Regions from separate parts of the Homo sapiens genome. Here region 2 is linked to region 1. The links are chromatin loops, found by intact Hi-C in ENCODE. Cell type or tissue: lower leg skin. All regions are shown on one strand.

Region 1 (8,000 bases):
CTCAGCCCGTCTTAAAGCAAGTGGGGACCTTTTGTAAAATGAGGAAGATGTCATGTGTGTACAATTCCCAGGTATTTCCTGGAAAACAATTGTCATAGGATTTCCCCAACTTTTTCTCCTTTCTACCACCTGCACATGATGAAAACTGAAGTAGCCATTTTGAATACACAAGTTGCAGCAATGTATAAGGATCATAGAGCCACTTTTCTCCTCTAAATACTTCCCTAGTTTTGGACTATTATGTGAGTGAGAAATAATTCCTGTAATTTTTAATTCACTGTAGTTGAAAATTGTGTTATATAGAGATTACCCTATACCCTAACTTGTACACATAGGCACTATCACTATCACCATTTTAAATACATTTATATGGGAAATTAAACAACTTAGCCAAAGCAACAACTATTAGGCTGTAAAAACTAAAGTCAAACCAAACATGACTCCAGACCCCATAATACTGACCACCATGCAATTGCTGCCTTAGTAGCTAAAGTTTATAAAAGCCATTCTACAATTGTAACAGTGTGATTCTAAGAAACTTCCAAAAGATTTTGACAATGTTTATCAAAGGGAATTGGCATTTACAAAAGGAGTAAGGGTAGGGGTAGTTACATCTGAATGAAACAACTGTTCCAATTTTATTGAAAATTAGAATTGATTTTTTATTTTAAAGGGAAAAATTGAAGAGCTTGAAACATCACATTGATCCATGCCACTCTTGAATGGATCACAGAGTTGGTGAACTGCACTGACTATAGATAGGTATCAATGTCTAATAGTATGGTGGGTCTTGGTATAGATCACTAATGGCTTGACAGATAGGATCCATTCAAACACAATCTCTGGCCCCTTATTACAGGGCAACATTATACTCTTTGACTTTCAATTAGAAGTTTTGAGAAACTAAGATTTTTGTTTTCTTCTTTTACAAGATAATGTCTATCTGCCTCACATAGTAGTATGTGTAGAACACATACATTGAAGATTTTTAAGTTAACAGAGAAGAAAGGATGAGAAAAACAAAGGTTCAGAAAGAAATTTCACTAATTTTATTTTCCACTTACAAGGCATGAACACCAGGATAAAAAGACAAATCAGAAGTTCTTAGTATCCATAGCAATTTACAGATTAAATGCAATGCTTATCAAAATGCCAATGGCATTTTTCACAGAGATAGAAAAAACACTTCTGAAATTCTGATGGAATCACCAAAGACCCCAAACACCCAAAGTGAGCTTGAGAAGCAATAACAAAGCATCAAACTTCCTTATTTCAAACTACATTACAAAGCTATAGTAATCAAGACAGTGTGGCATTAGCATAAAAATAAACATTTAAACCAATGGAATAGAAGAGAAAGTCCAGAAATAAACCCATGCCTCTATGGTCAACTAATCTCTGACAAGAGCACCAAGAATATACAATGGAGAAAGGAAAGTCTCTTCAGTGGTGTCGGGAAAACTGGTTATTCACCTGCAAAGCAATGAAATTTGACCATTTTCTTATATCCTAAACAAAAACTAACTTGAAATGGATAAAAAAACTTACATTTAAGATCAGAAACTGCAAAATTGTTAGAAGAAAATATAGAGGGAAATCTCCTTGACATTGATCTTGGCAATGATTTTTTGATATAACACCAAAAGCAGAGGCAACAAAAGAAAAAAATCAACTAGCAAGACTACATAAAATTAATCCTTTTTCTGTTTAAAAAAAAGGTATAACTCACTTCCAGCACTCACCTAATTTTAAATAACCATGCTCTTTGAGGTTGAAGCAAATCTGACTAATTTTCAATGTGAAAATAAAATATAAAAACTGTTCTTGGAGTTATTTTTAAACAGAGCTAACATTGGAATTGTCTGAATCATCTGAATCATCTATTTTGGAAAAATCAGATTCATCAAATAAATCTGCCAACAACTGTTAGAGAACAATGTTAACAACGTATAGGAATGCTGCATTTTCTAGGATTTGACATTTTCAGCAATCAAGATTCACTATATTTTGTAAATGGAAATACCACTACTAAAACCAGAATGCTATAAATAGAACAATGTATTTTGTTTCCAAAGTCGATACACTAGAGAGATGTGAAATAGTAATAAAAGCCAGATATTTCATGGCAAAGTTATCTCGGGGTAAATGATGCAGACATAAGTGCTGCTGGCAAGTATTCTCAGGGATAAATGGGAAAAGCGTTAAAAAGCTTTTGCACAGCAAAAGAAACAACCAACAAAATGAAAAGGAAACCTGTGGAATGGGAGAAACTATTTGCAAACCATATATCAGATAAGGGATTAATATCCAAAGTATATAAGGAATGCACCCAACTCAACAGCAAATAGATAAATAACGCAATTTTAAAATGGGCAAAACCTGAATAAACATTTCTCCAAAGATGTACAAATGTCCAACAAATACGTGAAAAAATGTTCAACAAAGTGAATCATCAAAGAAAAACAAATCAAAACTACAATGAGACATCACTGCACACCTCTTAGAATGGCTATTATCAAAAAGGCAAGCGATAAGTGTTGGTAAGGATAAGAAGAAAAGGGAACCTTTTAACAAAGTTGATAGGAATGTAAATTAGTACAACCATTATGAAAAACAGTATGCAGTGTCCTCAAAAAATTAAAAATAGAACTACAGTATGACATAACCATTCCACTTTTGGGAATATAACAAAAGGAAATGAGATCAGGATGTTGAGGAGATATCTGTATTGCCATGCTTCATAGCAGCACTTTTATAATAGCCAAGATATGGAATCAACCTAAGTGTCTATTAACAAAGGAATAGATTAAATAAATGTGATACATATATACAATGGAATATCATTTAGCCTTTAAAAAGAAGGAAGTCCTGCCATTTGAAACAGCATGAATGAATCTGGAGGACATTACGCTAAGTTAAATAAGCCAGGCACAGAAAGACAAATATCTCATGATCTCATTTACATGTGGAATTTCAAAAAGCTGAACTTGTAGAAGCAGAAATAAGAATGGTGGTTACCAGGCTCTGGGGGTGGAATAAATATGGAGATGTTGGCCAAACAGTAAGAGCTTTCAGTTATAAGATGAACAAATTCTGGGCATCTAAGGTACAGAATGAATGGTGATTGATGTTTTAATTAATTTGATTGTTGTAATCATTATACAATGTGTTTGTATATCAAGTCATCACATTGTACACCTTCAATATATACAATCTTTACTTTTTATTAAAAAATTTTAAAAGTTAGTAGTATCAACTGTCCCAATTTCATAAACTTTTTACAGTCCTTACTGAACGAAATTCATAAGATGTCTGAATGAAGAATATTAGTATAGACAAGTTGTAGTAATCACACAATGGGAGGGAGTGGACAACTTTTACAAATGATCTAGGGTAACTTCATGGAACACATGGGGAGGAAATATGGTTTAAAGAATGTATAAGAATCTGACAATCAGATGATGATGCAATCTAGGAAGAAGGGCAGCATACGCAAAACCAAAAATTTAATAAAAAATAACAAATTTCTCACGCTATTGTAGTTCAGACACAATGACTAGAGTGGTTTAGCAGAAATAATTCTGGCCTCCTACTGAAGAAGAATAGATTCACTGATGTCACACAGGAAGTAGTATAATGTCTATTTGAATCAAGAAACATTTGGCTTCACAAACCATAGAAAAAAGGTGGTAGGATATATTTAAAGGTACATAAAGATCCCCCAAATTTGAGAGCAGTAATGTTATATAGCCAGGCGTTTACCGGTGGAAGAGATCCGAGTTACCCCAAGTTATAGGCGGTCTATCCTTACAAGTCCATAGCAACTTACAGTCCTTGCCTCCTCAGAAGAAAGAATTCTACCGAGGTGCATAAAGCAGAAAAAGAGACCAAGGCAAGTTCCAGAGCAGGAATGGGAGTTTATTTTAAAAGGCCTTAAAACAGGAAAGAAAGGAAGGTGAACTTGGAAGAGACCCAAGCAGGCACATGAAGGTTAAAAAGAGAAGGTCAAGTGCTCCATTTAACCCTGATCCTAAGGGTTTTATAACCTCACCTCTTTTCCATGATTCTTCCCTTAGGGTGGGCTGCCCACATGCGCAGAGCCCTCCTTACCCTTGGGAAGTGAGCACGTGCAGCATGTTTAGGGAGTTATACACATGCCCAGCTGAGGCTTTCTTACTCTTTCCAGTGGAGTGTACCCAGGAGATCATACTTCGCCATTTTTGTTTCTTAATATGCATGCCCAGAAAGTTTCTTCTCCCAGGGGTCTGTGTTCAGTTAGCATTTTGGTGTTAAAGATGTGGACCAGCAGGAAATGGCCACTCCCTGGCTCTGCTAGATTATCACTCTCAGATAGGCAATGTGATAATTGCCGAACTATCACTGGATATTTCTAGTGGGTGAGGGGAGAACCCTTTCCTGCCACACTTATGCCTAACTACCTGTAACAAGGCCTCACAAGAATTAGACCAAGAAAGCCATCAGAAACCAAAGTCTCCCTATCTCCTCTACAGAAATCACAGCTTCATAAATTTCTGGGATTTTTTTCTGCTACACTATTTCATTTGCCTGCCTCTCCTCTAGGGATCCTTTGCAGCTTCAGTTTGTGTATGTCTCTGAGTGACTATTTCAACCCCCTCTACACAGTAACAACTCTTTATACATCGTATTGATACATGTCCCTAAGGTTAACTGCTTTAGGCAGGACTGTTTCCCAATTCTAAATTCCTAAGAGGGGGATCTGATTGGCTTTCTTCCCATTTTTTTGAGCCAGGCTATGCAAGCCATAGGTTTCTGCCTTGCTGGAACTAGACTTGCTGCCTTGGGGTAGATGCACATCTTGGTCCAATAAGTAACAGCCAGATGGTGTGGTCATGTGGTACATCCCCATAACAAACCTACTCATTAGTGAGCAAGGACCTCAGCAGCTTCCCTTAGAAGGGGCTGCGGAAATAGCAGGCCATTATAAACAAGCCTAGTACAGCTTTGATAATTTTCCTCAACTGAGAAACTGTTTTCAATTCAGATACTAATCAAGAAACTATTCTTTATGCGAAATGCAGTAGAATGAAATACATTTCCAAGTCCTGCAGTAGGAAACAAAAAGGCAACTAGCCAGTAGCCAGTAGCACATAGAATACAATAGGGCAAAACACTTGAGTGGGCACAGAATTTGTAGATTGGAGAGGAGCATCGCTAACAAACAGAGAAAAGATCTCTACCAGACAGGATTCATCCATTTTGGGTAAGAGAAATTTACTCTGGCCAGCTTGAGTAAAAAGAATTCATTGGATGGATATAGGGGGAGCACCCAGACCTAAGAGGAAAGCTCACAGGCAGGTAGCTTTTAGAGAGTCTAAACTGGAAGGAGTTACTCGAGAAGTTCATCCAGGTGCTATGGCTGGAATGAAGAGGTCCAACCATTTTCAATTTATTTGTCATTCTATCAAATTCTGAGAATTCCATGAGTGCCCAATTGGGCTTGAGGGAGAGAAGAAAGCACTTATTTGAAAAATTCTGCCAAAAGGTGGTGAAAGAACTCCCCAAAAGGAAACTTTAAGTACTATTTAAAAGATAAACTGGGATGGTTGTGGGTCAGAAAAAAATTCCAATGTCCATCATAGAAACGGTTTCTTGAGCAATAAGCAATTAGTAGAGGCCATTGGAAAGATATAATGAGGAGAACAACCTCTTCAAGCATGCTGTTGAAAACACTGGTTAATAAAAGTAAAATCTGAATAAATGCAGATGAAACTAAATCAAATCTTCTACTGGAAATGATAACAGCCAGAATGTTCATGGTACTTCCTATGTGCTAGTAACTCTAGTAAACAGCTTCCTTTTTTAATCCAGTTAATATTCACTTTTACCCCCATGAACTTTTCAGCTAAATCCCATTTAGAGGGAGAAAGGTAAAAATCTACAAAGGAAGTGGCCGAGTTGGGATCCAATTCCTGGCATGTGACTCCACTCTCCACTCAGCCTAAGAACCCACTGAAACATTCTTAGCAAAGGAAAGAAAGGAAATGTGGTACAGAAAGGCCAAGGAACAGAAAGAAGAGAACCAGAATGTAGACAAAGCAAGAGGAGAAATCTAATCTTAAGATAAAACTAGATCTCCTGACTATATGTCAAGCTAAGGATTTAACTGACGTTTTAGTTAAGAGACAAATAGGAATTAATAGAAAAGTCTACTGCATATTGTTTATAGTTTCTGAAATCTGGAAGTGCTGAGGTTAACTATATAGCAGATTTATTTTTCCAAATTGTGAGGTCAGACATTTCCACCTAATCTTGTCCTACTGTCTATTCTAATTAAAGCCCTTTCACCTCGCTCCCAACAATGGCCCAGCTAGGGTTGTAATAGATAATTGAAGCAGTGACTGAAACTTGGATATTTTCAGTTTTTGTGACTACATGAAGAAAACATTTTGTATAGTTTTCCATCTTAGTTTGAAATAATCTTAAAGCAATAGAAATTCCTGCTAGCCTGATTAATGTTATTCAGGTTTATGTCTAGGAAAAGAAGAGTAAAAGAACAAGAGACCAGGGATAACCTGACTATCAGAGTCTGCATCCTCTCATGGGTCAACTGTTCAGGTTTATTTTGAAGTTGTAAGAACTTTAGTTCTTCCCCTTTCTGTTTTCCCATCAATGAGGCTCCAAATTGCAATTGTTTGTAAGTAACGGAAGATTATTTGGTTGGGAGTAAAAAAAAGGCTTGTCTACAATTTTAGATAAACTTAAATCCTGTGTATTAGAAATAGCCAAACATTAATCTGGAACTAACAAATGTATCATCTATTGGTTTTCAGCTTAAGTTTACTGCTTATAATTTTGCTAATTGCTCATTGCGGGTAGACTAAACTGTATAAAGTTGGAGAATTCCACTAACAGTACATAGTTAGCCATATGGTAAATAAAATGTGGAATTTTAATGTGTTCTGCTTCCTGATCCTCCTTCTATCTTCATACCTGAATTGCTTCAAAAAAGTGAAACAGAGGAGGTAGATCAAACCAAGGGCAACAAGGGCAAAGAGATTGGTTTTCAATGCCATTTCTCTTTGTCTTTCTACTCTCTCACATTTGTTTTCCAAATCCCTTTTTCCTCTCTAAGAAAAAATACTGAGCTAGTACAGTAAAGAAAAAAATGAGGCCTCAGAAATCAGTTTTATGAGTTGACATCAAATTTTAAAGTTAGTTTTATTTCTTTGCTTTTTTTTTTTAAGCTGTCATTGAGCACTTACTATGTGCCTGGCACAAGGCCAAGCACTTTGCATGCATTAACCTACTTGATATTCTGACAGTAATTTGATAAGCTTACTCTATTAGTCATTATTATTATTACTGTAAAAATAAGGAAATTTAAGTATCTTGCTTGTTACACACAGCTACATTGACCTTAAAGGCCTCGGTGTGAATCATTTTGAGAACAGAGCATTCTTCACCTTCCAGTCTTTATTGCTCAACAGTTAACTATGTGCCAGGCACTATTCTAGGCACTGGAGATATAATTAAGTGAACAAGTTAGGCAAAGACCATGCCCTCCTGAATTGTGCATTCTAGTACAGAAAGCAGATAATAATCATGTCATTTTAAAATATGTAATTCTGGATAGCAGCAAAAGCTGTGAATATTCCAACAGGATAATTTGCTAGAAAGTACCTGGGGGGAAATTGTGCTCAGAAAAGCCTCCCTTAAGAGCGCTGTCTGAGGAAATGACATCTGAGGCGAGACCTGAATGATAAGAAGTCACCAGCCACGTGAAGGTCTGGGTGTAAACTATTTCAGGCAGAGAAAAGGACTCATGAACATGGATGGAGGCAGGAAGATAGCAGGTGTATTAGAGAGATGGAATGACTCAGTGTGCCTGGATCATAGTAAACAAGTGAGAGAGTATAAGCAATGAGTTAGAGACACAGACAAGGACTGGATCATGAAGGGCTTTGGAAGTCAGGGAGAAGTGCATGGACTGTACCCTAGGTGAAATGGGGAGCCATTGG
Region 2 (8,000 bases), 170 kb after region 1:
CTGTGCAACTTTTCAAGGAACACTCTTTTCTGACATGGTACTAACCTGTTAATTCAACTCTTTGAAACATGTTAATACAGTTCTCAAGGAATTCCATCTAGTCAGGTAGCACATGTTTGAAGCTGAAAATGCTGAAAGTGAAGAAAAATTGTATCAAAACAGGTTCAGTATGAATATCAACCATATATGGAAGAAACATTTATATAGAAGCCACACCCATGTGGATTCACAGTTGTATCAGCCAAGATACTGCAAGTATACCAAGTGTGTTAGTCTAACCATATAGCATAAAGCTGGATTTATTTGTGCTATTATGGCATGGTTGTTTACTGCAAATATAAAAGAAAATGAAGGCTACCACGACCTAATTCCATTGTAAATTGAATTGTATTATCTTCCTGTAAGCATACGTTTCATTACAAACATTTTATTATGAAAGGATGGTCAAAGGAGAAAAATAAATTTATGATACATGTATGACAATATCTCAAAGTATAACTTGTAATTTTCCATATACTGTTAAACTGACCAGCACTTCTTTTAATTCATTAAATAGTGATCAAACTATCCTGTGAAAAGAGATGTTTTACATAACCTTATACTTAATTTTAATATTAACAGTTCAATCATATTTAAATTGATTGAAATAGACACAGTGCATTAAAATCTGACACATTCATTCTTAATTTTAGATGTCCACAAGTTGTGAAAAACTCATCTCTAAGATGCACAATTTTTAAGATCAAAATTTCTTTGATTTAAAAAATTGTCATTTAAAATGGTTTCTGTTCAAAACATTAGTCATCTATAAAAATAAAGATACATAGTAATCATCACAGAAGGAAATTATTTTACATTGTTTATTTATGCCTCTATTTTAATTATTTGTAAAGTCAAAGAGAAGATGCTTTTTTCCAGAATCTAGAGTGCAACATGTTTAAAGAGAGAAAGAGACACACAAAGTAAGACACAAACAGAGATCCAAAGAGACAGAAAAATTGCAAAATGCTCTTACTTAAAGCACCAGACTACTTCAGTTACAGCATATGCACTCCTAGGTCAGGGTTCCTAAATCAATAGACTAAAGAAAAACTGCCTTGTCATCAGAACTCCAAAATATATGGGTCTCAGGAGAAACAAATATGTGGAGCTGTAGATCTAAATCCAAACTCAACTCTGTGGAAGAAAACAAATTTTACCTGTAAAATAAGTTGAGCTACTTGACCAGTACATTAGAAATTACACAGCAAAATACTCTAAAGACAGGATCCTAAACTCATTTTCCTTTCAAAAGTAGGGAGTGAACAGATAAGGGACACTAATTGCAGCAAACAGAATGCAAAACTGAAAAGCTTAAATAAAAAAGACTGATGAAAGCATAACATTAAAAAGAGAAGTGTTTAACTGTTAAATCATCCAAATTGCTTTGCCAAATTTTGACATGCTTGGTTTCCTGTAGTAAAATCTCATTCTTTTTTTTTTTTTTTTTTTTGGCTTTTGGAAAAAAAAAGTGAGGAAAAATAACCAGCTGTTCCTTGTATAGTTCAGGAAACAAGTTTGATTTATTACTTTAAGGTTATTTTTGAATGAGCTGCTTGTGGGAGCCAGAGTGCAGAAGTCACTGAGGCCTGTCCACTTGAAGGGCTCAAACTGTTTCCTGAACAGCCCTTCTTCACTCCTCACCTCCGACGGCTATTATTGACAACGTGTGACTGGGGCCTTCTAGGATTTTAAAACAGCAGGGGTCCCAGCCAAACAATCGGGCTGTCAATTACCTTTTCCCCTGTTGTGAAAGAGGGGCCCAAGACAATGCAACTTCTCAGCAGGGAGTTGTGCAGCTCCAAGTATGTAAGCCACCCTTGCACCGTTCAGCATTCAAAACCAAGTAAATGGTTGGTGCCTTCACTTTTGTCTGTGTGTGTCGGTGCAAACCAGAATTACTGCAAGGTGTAGATGTCTCCACGGCTGGATTTTTAAGTTCTTGGTAGGGCAAAACTGACTCTGTACATTGTTATCTCTGAGCTTCATGGAAGTTTTTTCTAAGTTCCAAACAGACACAGAAAGTCCCCCTCCCCCCACCTCCCAGCCTCCTTCTGTAAGCTTGTCCTCTGGGAACGCCCAAGCCTCTCTACCTATACTGTGGCTTAAAAAACTTCCTGTGGGCATTGATGACTTGCTGTGAGCACTGTCCATCATCCCGCCCCTTTGTCTGGCAGTCACTTCCATTCGAATTTGACTGACTGAGGCAGCCTGAGTTATTTGTAAAGAACAACAAGGCTTTTCATTCATAATTTTAGTAGGGGGACAGGGTGCTAATGACTGAGCTTGAAGAACTAGGGAATGTGGTATTCAAGGCAGGAAGAAGCTCAACTGGCTGCCAGATGAGGGAAGGAAAGGATGTAGGTGAAATGTGTCTGCATAAAAAGCCAATGACATGAAGATCACGTGTATACAAATAGAAATTGAATTTTTAAAACGTGAGATAATCTGAAGGATGGAAGCAGGAAGGAGGGCAGGGAAAGTCTAACAGGATTTCATTAACTTTGGGGTCAAGTTATGTGCCAGAGTTTACAGAATCCGAAACCCATAAAGTGTCTACAAAGGAAGTGATCTTTTCTTCCACTGCTGGTTCTCCTACAAAAACAAAAGAGTAAAGAAAAAAAAAAAAGAGGAAAACTGGTTTTCACTCTTTTTTGGTACCTTTCACATACTCAGACAAAGAGGGTTTGTTTTCCCTCTTTGGAACCAAATCTCCAAAGAATTTACTTTTGGGGTCTGTAGTCCATTTTATGTACATACAGCATGAACATAATATGTAATGATTTTACATATCTGCTGCTTCCAAAGAAGAAAATTTGTAAAAAGGTAAATTTATAGTTGAATTATTTGTATAGGTAAGTCTTATGTGATTTATCTTTCTTGCAAAAATAGTAAAATTGTGGTTTGGTTTTTTAAAATTAAGAAATTAAAACTCACATTGAAGTTTTTTACGTATGATTTTGTTCAGATTCATAGAAAAAAATTGAAATAACAATGTTGCATATTTGCAATCTACTGTGAATTAGCAGAATGATACAAAACGCTTTTAAAAAAAAAATGTAATTCCGGCTGGGCGCGGTGGCTCACACTTGTAATCCCAGCACTTTGGGAAGCAGAGGCGGGCGGATCACCTGAGGTCGGGAGTTCAGGACCAGCCTGACCAACATGGAGAAACCCAATCTCTACTAAAAATACAAAATTAGCCAGGCATGGTGGCACATGCCTGTAATCCCAGCTACTTGGGAGGCTGAGGCAGGAAAATCGCTTGAACCTGGGAGGCGGAGGTTGCAGTGAGCAGAGATTGCACCATTGTACTCTTGCCTGGGCAACAAGAGCAAAACTCCGTCTCAAAAATAAATAAATAAATAAATAAATAAATAAATAAATAAATAAATGTGATTCCATAAGTGAAGAATGTTTCAATCATTTGTAGAAAATCTTTACTATGTTTCTTTCATTAAAGCAAGTCAAATAAAGGCAAAATTGAACAATAACAAATGCTGATTTTTGTAAAGATCGGCAAAAATAATTTTTCAGGCAATGAGACTCTGGCTCTTTCCATGTTTAGTCTATTAGGATTTGTGTTCTCAGGGAGCACTTAGGGCTACTGAGGCCTTGAGTCAATGTTCAGACCCTGGGTTGGGTGCTTACTAATCGCTAAACTCCTAAGCCATAAGCTGACCCAACAAACCTTCCTAAAAACAGAGGAGCAGCCGGGCTCAGTGGCTCACGCCTGTAATCCCAGCACTTTGGGAGGCCGAGGCAGGCGGATCACGAGGTCAGGCGATCGAGACCATCCTGGTTAACACGGTGAAACCCCGTCTCTACTAAAAATACAAAAAATTAGCCGGGCATGGTGGCAGGCGCCTGTAGTCCCAGCTACTTGGGAGGCTGAAGCAGGAGAATGGCATGAACCCGGGAGGCGGAGGTTGCAGTGAGCCGAGATCGGGCCATTGCACTCCAGCCTAGGTGACAGAGCAAGACTCCGTCTCAAAAACAAAACAAAACAAAACAAAACAGGAGCTACTGCCACTACTCCATGGCCCACATCCATGATTTCCTTTCATTCTGACAACCATCCTGCTCTGTTCAGTGGGGAAGCAGAGGCATGGAGATACTCTTGTATTTTCCGTTCATTTCCATCTAAGTACGCAACAAAAGCAAAGACCAGTGAACAGGTAGCTGGGGAGTTCCAACACTAACCTAAAGTAGGCCTTCAGTGGGCTTGTATTATCATTTATTAATTTACTTTGGTCTGTATTTCAAGTATATATATATATATATATATATATGTAAATTGAAATAATGTTAGATAGCCCATGTTATCTTGTGGCTTGCTGTGCCACCTGAGCATATCCTCAAAAAAACCCTTAGGTTTTTGAGAAAAGGATTAAATAACTTACCCCAATCTTAGGATAAAGATAAATTTAAAGCTCAATCACACCCTGGTTATTCTATATTCAAAGCCAAGTGAAGCCTCACCATGCTCTTCTGTCCACTATCTCTTGGGACCTGAAGCTCAGGCGATTGTTCCATGAATGACAGATGTCACAACTGGCTGAGTCCAAGCCCAGGTCAAAACATGAAGTAAGTGAAGGTAATAACCTTTAGTATCTTCTTAGACTTCCCTGTCAGCTACCTCTATCCTCTCCTTTGGTGGTGCATGTTAATAACTGGCTTCCTGGGGTTAAAAAAATAAATTCCAACATCTGGGGATGTCTGTGTTGTAAACACATTGACCACGGCTAATTCTCTTTTCTTTTCTTTCTTTTTTTTTTTTTTTTTTGAGATGGAGTCTCGCTCTGTCACCCAAGCTGGAGTGCAATGGCACGATCTCAGCTCGCTGCAACCTCTGCCTCCCAGGTTCAAGCAATTCTCCTGTCTCAGCCTCCCAAGTAGATGGGATTACAGGCACCCGTCACTGTGTCCGGAATTGGTGGGTTCCTGGTCTCACTGACTTCAAGAATGAAGCCGCAGACCCTCGCGTTGAGTGTTACAGCTCTTAAGGTGGCGCGTCTGGAGTTTGTTCCTTCTGATGTTCGGATGTGTTCGGAGTTTCTTCCTTCTGGTGGGTTCGTCGTCTCGCTGGCTCAGAAGTGAAGCTGCAGGCCTTCGCGGTGAGTGTTACAGCTCTTAAGGTGGCGCATCTGGAGTTGTTCGTTCTTCCTGGTGGTATCGTGGTCTCGCTGGCTTCGGGAGCGAAGCTGCAGACTTTCGCGGTGAGTGTTACAGCTCATGAAAGCAGTGTGGACCCAAAGAGTGAGCAGTAGCACGATTTATTGCAAAGAGCGAAAGAACAAAGCTACCACAGTGTGGAAGGGGACCCGAAAGGGTTGCCACTGCTGGCTAGGGGCAGACTGCTTTTATTCTCTTATCCGGCCCCACCCACGTCCTGCTGATTGGTAGAGCCGAGTGGTCTGTTTTGACAGGGCACTGATTGGTGCGTTTACAATCCCTGAGCTAGACACAAAGGTTCTCCACCTCCCTACCAGATTAGCTAGATACAGTGTCTACACAAAGGTTCTCCAAGGCCCCACCAGAGTAGCTAGATACAGTGTCGATTGGTGCATTCACAAACCCTGAGTTAGACACACGGTGCTGATTGGTGTGTTTACAAACCTTGAGCTAGAGACAGAATGCCTATTGGTGTATTTACAATCCCTGAGCTAGACTTAAAGGTTCTCCAAGACTCAGGAGCCCAGCTGGCTTCACCCAGTGGATCCCACACCGGGCCTGCAGGTGGAGCTGCCTGCCAGTCCTGCGCCGTGTGCCTGCACTCCTCAGCCCTTGGGTGGTCGCTGGGACTGGGCGCCTCAGAGCAGGGATGGAGGAGGCTCGGGCCGCACAGGAGCCCACGGAGGGGGTGGGAGGCTTAGGCATGGCGGGCTGCAGGTCCCGAGCCCTGCCCCACAGGAAGGCAGCTAAGGCCCGGGGAGAAATCGAGCGCAGCGCTGGTGGGCTGGCACTGCGGGGGGACCCAGTACACCCTCCGCAGCCGCTGGGCCGGGTGCTAAGCCCCTCATTGCCCAGGGCTGGCAGGGCCGGCCGGCTGCTCCGAGTGCGGGGCCCGCCAAGCCCACGCCCACCCGGAACTCCAGCTGGTCCGCAAGCGCCGCAGGCAGCCCTGGTTCCCGCTCGCGCCTCTCCCTCCACACCTCCCTGCAAGCTGAGAGAGCCGGCTCTGGCCTTGGCCAGCCCAGAAAGGGGCTCCCACAGTGCAGGGGTGGGCTGAAGGGCTCCTCAAGTGCCGCCAAAGTGGGAGCCCAGGCAGAGGAGGCGCGGAGAGCGAGCGAGGGCTGTGAGGACTGCCAGCGCGCTGTCACCTCTCACCACCACGCCTGGCTAATTTTTGTATTTTTAGTAGAGATAAGGTTTCACCACATTGGTAAGGCTGGTCTCAAACTCCTGACCTCAGATGATCCACCGGCTTCAGCCTCCCAAAGTTTGGAGATTCCAGGCGTGAGCCACTGTGCCTGGCGACCATGGCTAATTTTCGAACCTGACATTACTAAAAACATGGGAAGAGATGCACATAATCAGCTCTTGCAAGCAGGTATAAGCCTGTTCTAGCACCCACCATCATCTATCCATACTTTGTTCCATGTCTACATTCTAGTTTTGTTTTTGGTGAGCTATGAATCCCTATTATGATTTCAAAATATAATAATATAATGACTTTCATTTATTGAAGGGTTATTAGAAGTCAGACATCTTCTAAAACACCACACGCATTCAGCATTTAATCCTCACAGTGATGCTCTGACATAGGAAATACTTTTATCCCCCACTTTACTAGTAAAGAAACTGAGGCATTGGGAGATTGAATAATTTATAAAAGACCCCCTTCTAGATCAACATAAATCATACTCTGTGTGAAGGTTCTTGTCATCTTATTTTTCTTAATCTCCCCATGTAATTCTAATATATGGCCAGAGTTGAGAACCATTAACATAGTTAACAAAACAAGAATCCTTGCTATTTGAAAAAAAAATAGAATAACATCCCTATTGCATGTGATTAACTCTATGTTAGGTCTTGGATAAAGCTGGACTCAAAGTTCTATTTGGTTGTGTAGAAACATCATACATTGAAAAACAATAGCTCTGTAGAGATAATGAAGTGAGAATGTGGGTCATCTTTAGGATATAATATAGTTTTCTTTTTTTTTTTTCTTTTGAGACAGAGTCCTGCTCTGTTGCCCAGGCTGGAGTGCAATGGCGCAATCTCGGCTCACCACAACCTCCACCTCCCGGGTTCAAGCGATTCTCCTGTCTCAGCCTCCCGAGTGGCTGGGATTACAGGCATGCACCACTGCGCCTGGCTAATTTTGTATTTTTAGTAGAGACGGGGTTTCTCCATGTTGATCAGACTGGTCTCGAACTCCTGATCTCAGGTGATCCACCCGCCTCGGCCTCCCAAAGTGCTGGGATTACAGGCGTGAGCCACTGCGCCCAGCAGAATATAATATAGTTTTCTAAAAAAAAATTCTGAATAACCTAAGTATCTCAATTCATAAGGTATCAGTAAATTTTATGACTTTCTGGCTGTCATTTCAAATATCACTGTATTTTTATTTACTTATTCCACTTAATTTTGTGTTAAAATTAACACAAATTTAATACAATATGAAATACAATACATATAAAATACAATATGAAACATACTATACAATATGAAACATACTAAGATAAAATACACTATGAAACATACTAAGAAACTTGTTTATCTGTAATGCAAATGTAACTGATTGTTCTTCATTTTTGTTAGCTCTGGCAACTATAGATTAATTTGGGGTGAGAATTGTCATGCTTTGAATCAAAATTTCACATAGGATCATCCTCCTTTATTATCTTTCATCGTCCAAACTTATCCATCCACCACGGTTGGCCTTGAGAGCATGCCAATAAGCAACTTGGCTTTATCATTCATACCAAATGGATTCTGGATGATTCACAGAAAAA

Evidence for each region. Peaks named below come from ENCODE experiments on the same cell type or tissue, not always from the same donor. Only the 100,000 strongest peaks of a DNase experiment are listed, where the experiment ranks them.
Region 2: a loop joins it to region 1, with 6 times the contacts of the local background. A loop is called at or near these places in 2 of 110 quality-filtered maps.

Annotation. Positions count from the first base shown.
Region 1 is chr13:80,524,418-80,532,417 of GRCh38, reverse strand. No RefSeq gene overlaps it. Among named protein-coding and RNA genes, the nearest start is that of SPRY2, 190 kb to the right of the region's middle. In lower leg skin, no CTCF peak of the experiment used is centred here; no DNase peak of the experiment used is centred here.
Region 2 is chr13:80,353,732-80,361,731 of GRCh38, reverse strand. LOC105370276 (a long non-coding RNA gene) reads right to left here and starts at 5,377. Exons shown (of 4, transcript XR_001749939.2): 1 at 4,522-5,377; 2 at 1,016-1,176; 3 at 46-131. RefSeq lists enhancers at 1,360-2,124, 2,125-2,889. In lower leg skin, no CTCF peak of the experiment used is centred here; no DNase peak of the experiment used is centred here; H3K4me3 peaks cover 310 bases.